Linked DNA regions of Mus musculus: region 2 is linked to region 1. A link is a loop called in an ENCODE intact Hi-C map of the cell type or tissue named here. Cell type or tissue: heart. All regions are shown on one strand.

Evidence for each region. A loop is a pair of places that touch in the nucleus more often than their neighbours do. Peaks named below come from ENCODE experiments on the same cell type or tissue, not always from the same donor. Only the 100,000 strongest peaks of a DNase experiment are listed, where the experiment ranks them.
Region 2: it touches region 1 in a loop (4-fold over the local background); 1 of 42 quality-filtered maps calls a loop at or near these places.

The regions. Positions count from the first base shown.
Region 1 is chr11:103,265,292-103,269,291 of GRCm38, forward strand. It overlaps Map3k14 (mitogen-activated protein kinase kinase kinase 14), which reads right to left and starts at 2,110. Exons shown (of 16, transcript NM_016896.3): 1 at 2,047-2,110. In heart, a CTCF peak has its summit at 2,042; DNase peaks (open chromatin) are centred at 50, 2,300 and 3,330; H3K4me3 peaks cover 2,214 bases; H3K27ac peaks cover 1,572 bases.
Region 2 is chr11:103,026,641-103,030,640 of GRCm38, forward strand. Nmt1 (N-myristoyltransferase 1) reads left to right here and starts at 1,903. Exons shown (of 12, transcript NM_008707.4): 1 at 1,903-2,062. The coding sequence starts at 1,932. It also overlaps a transcript of Dcakd not described here. In heart, no CTCF peak of the experiment used is centred here; DNase peaks (open chromatin) are centred at 451 and 1,831; H3K4me3 peaks cover 2,678 bases; H3K27ac peaks cover 1,786 bases.

The sequences.
Region 1 (4,000 bases):
AGAATGGACCCTAGAACTCACCAAAAATCTCACAACAGTTGTCTGGGGTGGAGCAACCAATCAGGGCGAGCCCTGTCCTCTCCAGCCCGAGCCGATCACAAAGGAATCTGTGTTCATCAGGGGAACCAAAATGAGGAACCACACTCCTATCTGCCAAGAATGAATGGCAAAACCAGGCAGGTTTTTTTTTTTTTTTTTGAGATAAAGGTTCATTTGGCAGAGTCTCTGTCTGTGGTGCCACTCCCACAAACTCTAACAGACACCAGAGGCAAACAAAACAAAACAAAACAAAACAAAACAAAACAAAAAAACCAACAACCTTCAGAACTGCTCCATCCACCCCAAAAACAATCCGAAAATGACCTGAAGCCTGAAGCCTGATCACGTAGTACTATTTGATTTCACAAACTTCTGGTATGTATTTCTGGGTATGTACAGCTGGGCACTTATTTCTAAAATTAAAGTCAGACATACTAACTATTATTATGAGCTGTTCTGAGAAATTTATCACACTCTTCCAAATAAATCAGGATGTCTTCTTTCTTTCTTTTTCCTCTCTGGTGCTCTGAGACAGGGCCTTGCTATGAAGCCCTGACAGGCTTCAAAGTCACAACAAATCCTCCTTGTCCCAGCCTCCCAGTGATGGATTACAGGTGTGTGCCACCATGCCTAGTTTTCAAGATGTCTTAAGGGCGTCTGAAAAACTCATAAAGCTGGCATCCATCCAAAGGAATTGCCTTTGACATCACTTTAAATACAAGAGGAAATACACACATACATCATAAGCAAGTCAAGAGTCTTCAAAGCATCCTCTCACATTAACAGCAAAAAGATCACCCCAACCCCCCCCCCTTTCTCTATCAAAGTTAGGTTATGCTGTTCTTATTCAGGGATCTGGAGAACTCACCCTCACTCATGGCTCTGAGGCCACAGACGAGGCATATCATCCCTCACACCTGGTTCAGGTACTTCGCTTACCAACTGGACAACAGTCTATGCATCTGACCACACCTACCACTAAATGGGAAAGTTACTAAGCAAAACCCTGCAGAACTGAAGTTAGGAAACAATCCTCTAATCTTTCAGAGAGACTATGTTTCTAGATACTCGCCAGTGTTCCGAAGTCCACTGGTCATGGTGCCACTCCTCGTTCAGTTCATTCTTTTAGCGCCCTTAATCCAGTCATTAGTGTTCATTGTCTCCAATTAACAACAACAACAACAACAACAACATGTCATTAAGACACTGATATTTGAAACTTTTCTCCACTCATCCACTTGACAGCCCATGCACACCCCTATCCATCCTTTAGGGCTGTCAGCCATCTTTTAATCTCAACTGGGGGGTGGGGAGTGGAGGGGGGGAGGTCTGAAGTTAATGAACATGATGAGGTTCCAAAGCAGGTGGGAATCTCTGCCTCAGACAAATGTTTCTTTTCACTTGGTGACAGGTGGCTGAAAGTTGCCAGAGCCGGGAAGAGCTTCCAGGACGGGACTAGTACATATAAACAGATTCCAAAAGTTCCGAGTAGAACACAGAATTAGAGAAGGGTAAGGACCATCGAGGAGGGAGGACAGCACCATCAGCGACTAGCATTGCTCTACTGAGTGCCCAGAGCAGTGATCCTCTCAGAACAAGTGATCCCAAGCAGTTCAAAGGGAAAGGCTGCTCATGTCACTGCTAGGGCAGTGGAGCGATCACCTTCTCTTGGGGGACACTTAGGAGCCAGGTCTGCCAGTAGGGCGGCTGAACTCGATGGCACGGATGTTGGGGAAAGGGAAGCAGACAGTACCCGCGCGCGTTCCGGGCAAGCGTGTGACCCGTGGGTGCGCGGCCTGGAGGTTCTAGGCGAGCACGGCGTTTCGAGCGTGGCGCTGATGGCGCTGAGCGTGCGAGCGGGTTAGACCGTAGTCACCCGGCCACCCCTCCCAGCCATCCCTCGTGGACAGCCCGGCTGCAACCCAGTCCCCGCCTGGGAGGCGCCCCTTCCCCGCCCGCTCCCTCGGCGTCCCGCTTTAGGACTCGGGGTTCTGCCCAGTCACCTACCGGCGGAGCGCCGTTGTCCTCAAACAAGCGAGTGTGGCGCTTCGCTGGCCAGCGATCGCTCCGGGCCCCTGCTGCCCCTCCTCGACCACGCCCCCGTGCCTATCCCCGCCCCGGGCCACGCCTCCCCCCGTGGCTGCGACTTTGCTAGCTTCCCGCCTCCTTTCTTTGGCCGCACCGCGACCCTTGATCCCACCCATTCCTATAAGTTAGCCAATAAAACGCCTTGATCCGGTCGGCCTGCCGGCCACTCCTCAGCAGCGATTGGCTAGCGAGGCCTCCCCAAAATGGGCACTGTTTCCGGCCAGGGTATCCAGCGCCGAAGGCTGGGTGGATGGGCGGTCTGTAGGCGAAGGAGGCCAGGGTGTTGGTTGAACTACACATGCGCTCTCGCCTTCTGGCAAATCTTACGGGCTGCATTCTTTTTGAGGTTACGGGAAGGAAGGGCGACTGTACGCATGCGTGGGCATTCCCGGCTTCGGCTTTGGTTACCTTGGAGACGGCGGGGCGCTCTCGCTCTGAGGTCTTGGGTTTCTCTGCTTTCTGCTTGAGGGCGAGGCTGCTTCGTGGGGGCCTGGTGGGGCCAGAAACATTTTTATGGAGCACGTAGAGTGAGCCCGGTTCTGTAAAGTGTGTGGAGATGAGGTTGCTCTGCCTACCCTCGAGAAGTGTGGGGAGCCAAAGGCCTATGTAGGACAGACCGGGTGTTGAAACGCTCTAAGGGAGTGTGCAGATGTGGTACAGTCTCCTTCCACCCCGAGAAGCTTCATGGTGTGTGTGCTGAGCACGGGATCCATTCTAAACTACAGAGTCAGGAAGACTTGGTCTTTGAAAACGTGCTCTCTACAGTGCCCTTTTTATGGGGCCGGGAAAGAGTGTAGGGAATTTATGGATTTTTTTTTTCTTTTCTAACTTTGCTAATGGGCTTCCTACTGTACCACAAGCTTCTGTTTACTGGTAATAAGAAATTACAAATATGTGTTTTTTAAAAAAATGTTTCCAGAATAAAAGATGCGCTGCGACCTTAGAGACTCTGCAAGGAATCCTAACTGCAGATGCAGGGACTGGTGGTATGGTGGGAGTGGCAGCCATATTCTTGGCTGGTTTGAGAAATAAGGAACGGCCTGTCTGGAAAGGTTTGAGCCAGGGCCAGACCACTGTCTGCTTGTGACCACTTTGCAGACCTAGCTTCTTTCTGGAGACAAGTTCAAGCCGACATCTGTTGTTGGACACCGAGAAAGGCCATTCATTTAGACAATGTGGAAACCCCACAACCTGGCCTGCATTCAGGAGGCTGAGGCAGGAGGATGACAAGTTTGAAGCTAGTCTGAGCTGCATAGCCTGACTTCTATGTGGAAACAAAGCCAACTAGATGAGAACCTGAGAGACTCACCCCTCTCCCCTGGGCCAGAAATATGTTAGAGCAAAGCCTGCAGTTGCCCATAGTCCATTGTTACGTTAGTGTCAACCGTGTCAAGAGTTGTCCCTGGAAGCCTTTCTGGCTGTGACTTGCACTGAGCCTATACTTCAGTATATGCAGAACCTATATGTCAGTTTCTGGGACATATCTTGCTAGTGGCCAGCTGAGAGATGGTAAGGCAAGAAAATAAAAAGGGCTGGGGGCCTCTAAAAAACGCTCCTCTCACCCCTAGGGCTTGGCATCTCTGACTCAGAGAGAGAGGCAGAGCTGGGCCAGATGTACAGGTTGGTATCAGGTCTCTTGGGTGTCTGTCTTTCCCTCCCACCACCTGTTTGCCGCTGGGCAAAGCACTTCTCAGGAAAGATGTGGGCAACAGGCCCAGAATCTGCAGACGCTCCCTGCAGGGCTAGCTCACTTTTGCCATCTCCTTCTCACCCCTCCTTTTTTTTTTTTGACAACCAGAGTCTCTGGCCCTGGGTCCCTTTTGTGTGTTGTCTAGTCCATTGGGATGGTTGCTCTTTAAGCCTACACTCAATA
Region 2 (4,000 bases), 240 kb before region 1:
AAAAAGGAAAAAGAAAAGTTAACCTCCAGATGGTGAGACGGCTCAGTGGGTCAAAGTGCAAGCATGTACACATGTACACACATGCACACAGGAATACATGTAATATGCTGGAGGTAGTAGTGCATAGTGAACTCAGGGCCTTATGCATGCTAGGCATGTCCTCTACCAGGAAGCCCTAATGCGAATATGGTCAGCTGAGCCCAAGTGGGCAGCTTTGACTGCTTTCTGAAATCAAACAGAAATGACCAAGGAGTGTTTGCATCTTTGGAGTCTTACTTCTCTGGGCCTGCCGCTCAAGTAAGATGAGTTGGCTATATTTAGCTCTGCAGTTTCTTTTTTGTTGTTGTTGCTCTTGTTGTTTTCTGTGAGTCAGAAAAGGAATTGCTTCTTCCCTTGTTCAGTTTTACCAAGGCAAAGGTCATTTCCCTTTTCGGCCTTGCAGCTCTCTGATGGTAAGACCCAGTCTTTCACCACCCAGCATACTCAGCACAAATAGGAAGGCTCTAAGCCCTTGTCTTTGGGCAATCTTCTCAGGATTATGATTAGACTAGCTAGTTACAGGACAAAGCCCAGAGGGACAGAAGCATTTAGGCAATTCTAAGATAGATGCTGCATTTACCTGGCTATAACTGATTCGTCCTTGGAAGTTGCCTGGATCCAACAGTGTGACTGGTGTGACGGTGAAGCCTTACAGAGGGCACAGAGTAGGTAGATACAGATTTATAGACAGATTTTGCCGCCTACAAACAATGTACCAACTTTTCTGGAACAGTCTTTTCATCTGTGAAAAAGGAATAATAATGGCATAACACATTCTAAGCTTGTTAAAATTATAGGAATTCAGGTACAAAAAGTCTTACGCCAGAGCCTGGCGTGTAAGTGCTCATTAAAGTCTTGTGTTGGGAGTAGGGGAGCTCGTGAGGCCTCAACCCCAGACTAAGAACTACAGGCAATTAAGGAAGGCTAAAAATGGGGGAGGAAATAGTTCTTCCCAGGCACACCAGCCCTGAAATCATTTGCATACAACATTATGCTTACTGAACGGGCTATATTTATATATTTAGGAAAACACACACACACCCATATGTAACAACAACTAAAGAAAAAGAGGCCATGAATTTGAGAGCAAGGTGGGGTGTATATGGGAGGGGTTAGAGGAAGGAAAGGGGAAGTGGGGAAATGGTGTAATTATCATAATCTTAAAAAAAAAGACTTGTTATGGAAGGCTCTAGAGGAGAATCAAAGGGAAATGTGAAGAAGAGCGCAGTGCAAAATTAGAAGCCAAGAAATGGTAAGCCTCCCCTGCAAGCAATCAAGTCTTTGGCTCGGGGGCAGTGTTCCACACACCTCAATGCACTGCCTCTCGGTTTTAGATTTCCAAAGACCCAGGTCTCCCTAAAGGCTGGAGTAGGGAAGGCAGCCGAGAGCAAACCTATAGGAAAGTCCTCTGTAAGGGCATTTGAGCTCCTGGAGAATCGCAGCCATGAACCTCAGTGTCTTTCACTTACCCAGGAATGGTAACGGTCCTTAACGTTAGCCGATAACGGCTCATCTGTGGCCTGTTGATTACCAAGGGCGGCCTGAAAACCTTGGACTTTGCAAGCCCTTTACTTGCGAAACTCTAATTCAACATGGAACTGCAACTCCCAGCGTGCCCCGCGACCACCCTATAAGGCGTACAGCGCCCTTCGTCTCAGAGGGCGGCCGAACCTAGGGGCTTCCGGAATTGCTGCCCGCTCCTCCCAAGGCAGCGTCCCTTCATGATTTCTGGGTTTTGTAGTCCACATCGGTACAGTTTTTTGAAAACAAGCCACCCTTAGTGGCAGATTTCTTCACACAAACTACAAAACCCAGAATACAGCGCGTACTTCCTCTGTCCAATAGGAGCCCTCCATGTAGCGGGGCGCGGAGTCCGGCTCTCGCAACCCAAGATGGCGGATGAGAGTGAGACAGCAGTGAAGCTGCCGGCACCTTCGTTGCCACTGATGATGGAAGGGAATGGAAACGGCCATGAGCACTGCAGCGATTGCGAGAACGAGGAGGACAACAGCCACAACAGGAGGTAACGAGATCATCGTAGCCCAATTCCTGTCCGGTCTCCCACAAGCTGGGTATCTGGGGTGCGGGGAAGTCACCGGGAGCTTAGTCTAACCCCACCCCCATGTTCTTATTGGCTAAGCCATTGAGATCCTACCTAGCGATTGGTTTTTGTCTTTGTCACTTACCAGGATGGGTGCTCAGATATTAAGGGTCGGAGACATGCAATACTTTTATTATATAAAAGTTCTGTTTAGTGTACCACTCCCTTGCTTTAGGCACGATGGGGGAAAAGAACATTTTGAACGGTAGATTTCAGTAGTACAATGCAGAGCAATCTAGAAGCTGCGGTTCAGAAGGAACGTTACTTATAAAGGTGTATGAGAAACGTGACTAGCCATAAACTAATAATAAAACATTTCGTTGTAGTTCACGCTCAATGAGGAAATTCACTAGGCTATACAAGCCATGCATATAATTATGTTGTAAAATATAACTGCCAGACAAGTCCGAAATATAAACTCACTATGATCCTATGTTATTAGTGATGTGATGTTTTGATTTATTCAGTGTCTGTTGCCTCAAATAATCGGTGAAGAGTCAATTTCATTGTACCTTCACTTTGTTAATTTAGTGAAGGGCCTCAAAGCTTCAATAAACTGATGTTGCTTCTTGGAGAACATGTGGTATTTGTGGGGTACTACTGCACGTCTTGTACTTTAGGGTCTCCCTGGGGTTTTTTGTTCGTTATGTTTTGCCTTTTTAGACAGGTTCTACTGTGTAGCTATGGCTGGCCTGGGGCATACAATGTAGAACAGATTGACTCCAAACTTGGGGTGATGTTCTTGTCTCTCGGGTATGGGGATTAGTACTGTTACAGGTCACTGTGTAGGTCAGGGTCTTACTATAAGTAATTTCAGTCTTTTGTTAGTAGAGAAGAAGAAATGGGCCAGATATTTGAGAATTTGTATTTGTCTTTGTTTTTCCAATCAGTACATCAGTAAGCCAGTCACGAAAAATGATGTATTTAAGTTCATATTATTTTCCTGCTGCTCTAACGCCCCCACCCAATATGTATGTATGTATGTATGTATGTATACATATGTATATTTTTGTGTAGAGACTTGTGGGTGTGTGATTGAGTGGTTGTTTGTTGTTGTTGTTGTTTTTTGTTTTTGTTTTGTTTTGTTTTGTTTTTTGAGACAGGGTTTCTCTGTGTAGCCCTGGCTGTCTTGTAGACCAGGCTGGCTTCGAACTCAGAGATCCACCTGACTCTGCCTCCCAAGTGCTGAGATTAAAGGCGTGTGCCACCACTGCCTGGTGGTAGTTTGGTTTTTATAGCCAGATTTTGTTATAGCCAACTTGCCATTAGCTGTAGCCGGCAGCTCTTAGCTTCCCCCTAGCCCCAGTTAAAGTTGAGATGAAGATAGAAGTTTGTAACCTTTGGCTACACTCTATTTATTCCTCTGTCTTAAAGATGGCTGAGCAAAGGATTAAATGATCAGTAATCTGACTGTGGTGAGTTTTAGGCTTAAAAAAAAAAATCCAGCCTCTTGTTCTCTCACCAGCATGGGGGGGAACAAAAATCACAAGAATGTGGCAGAGAAGAAAGCTTGCCAGCCTTGATTTCACGACTGTTCTGTGGTTGTAATTCACAGCAGATCCAGTGTAACAGCCTCCTTTAAGACAGCTATTCCCAAGAATGGAAGAGCTGAGAAGGAGGAAGTAGGCACTGGAGGAACACAGGACAGGCCTCTTGAGGGAGAAATCTTTCAGATGAGAGGGCTGAGTGTGAAAGTCCCTTCAGAAGTGGAAGTCCAACTTTTTCTTTGTTCATTCTATAATTGCTCTAATTTTCTCTGTGAAAATGTTGCCCCAACCGATGTCAGTATTTTTATTTTATTTTTTTTTAATAGGTTTGTATGCTGAAAAAAACCACAGTTTACAAAACTTTGCCAAGACT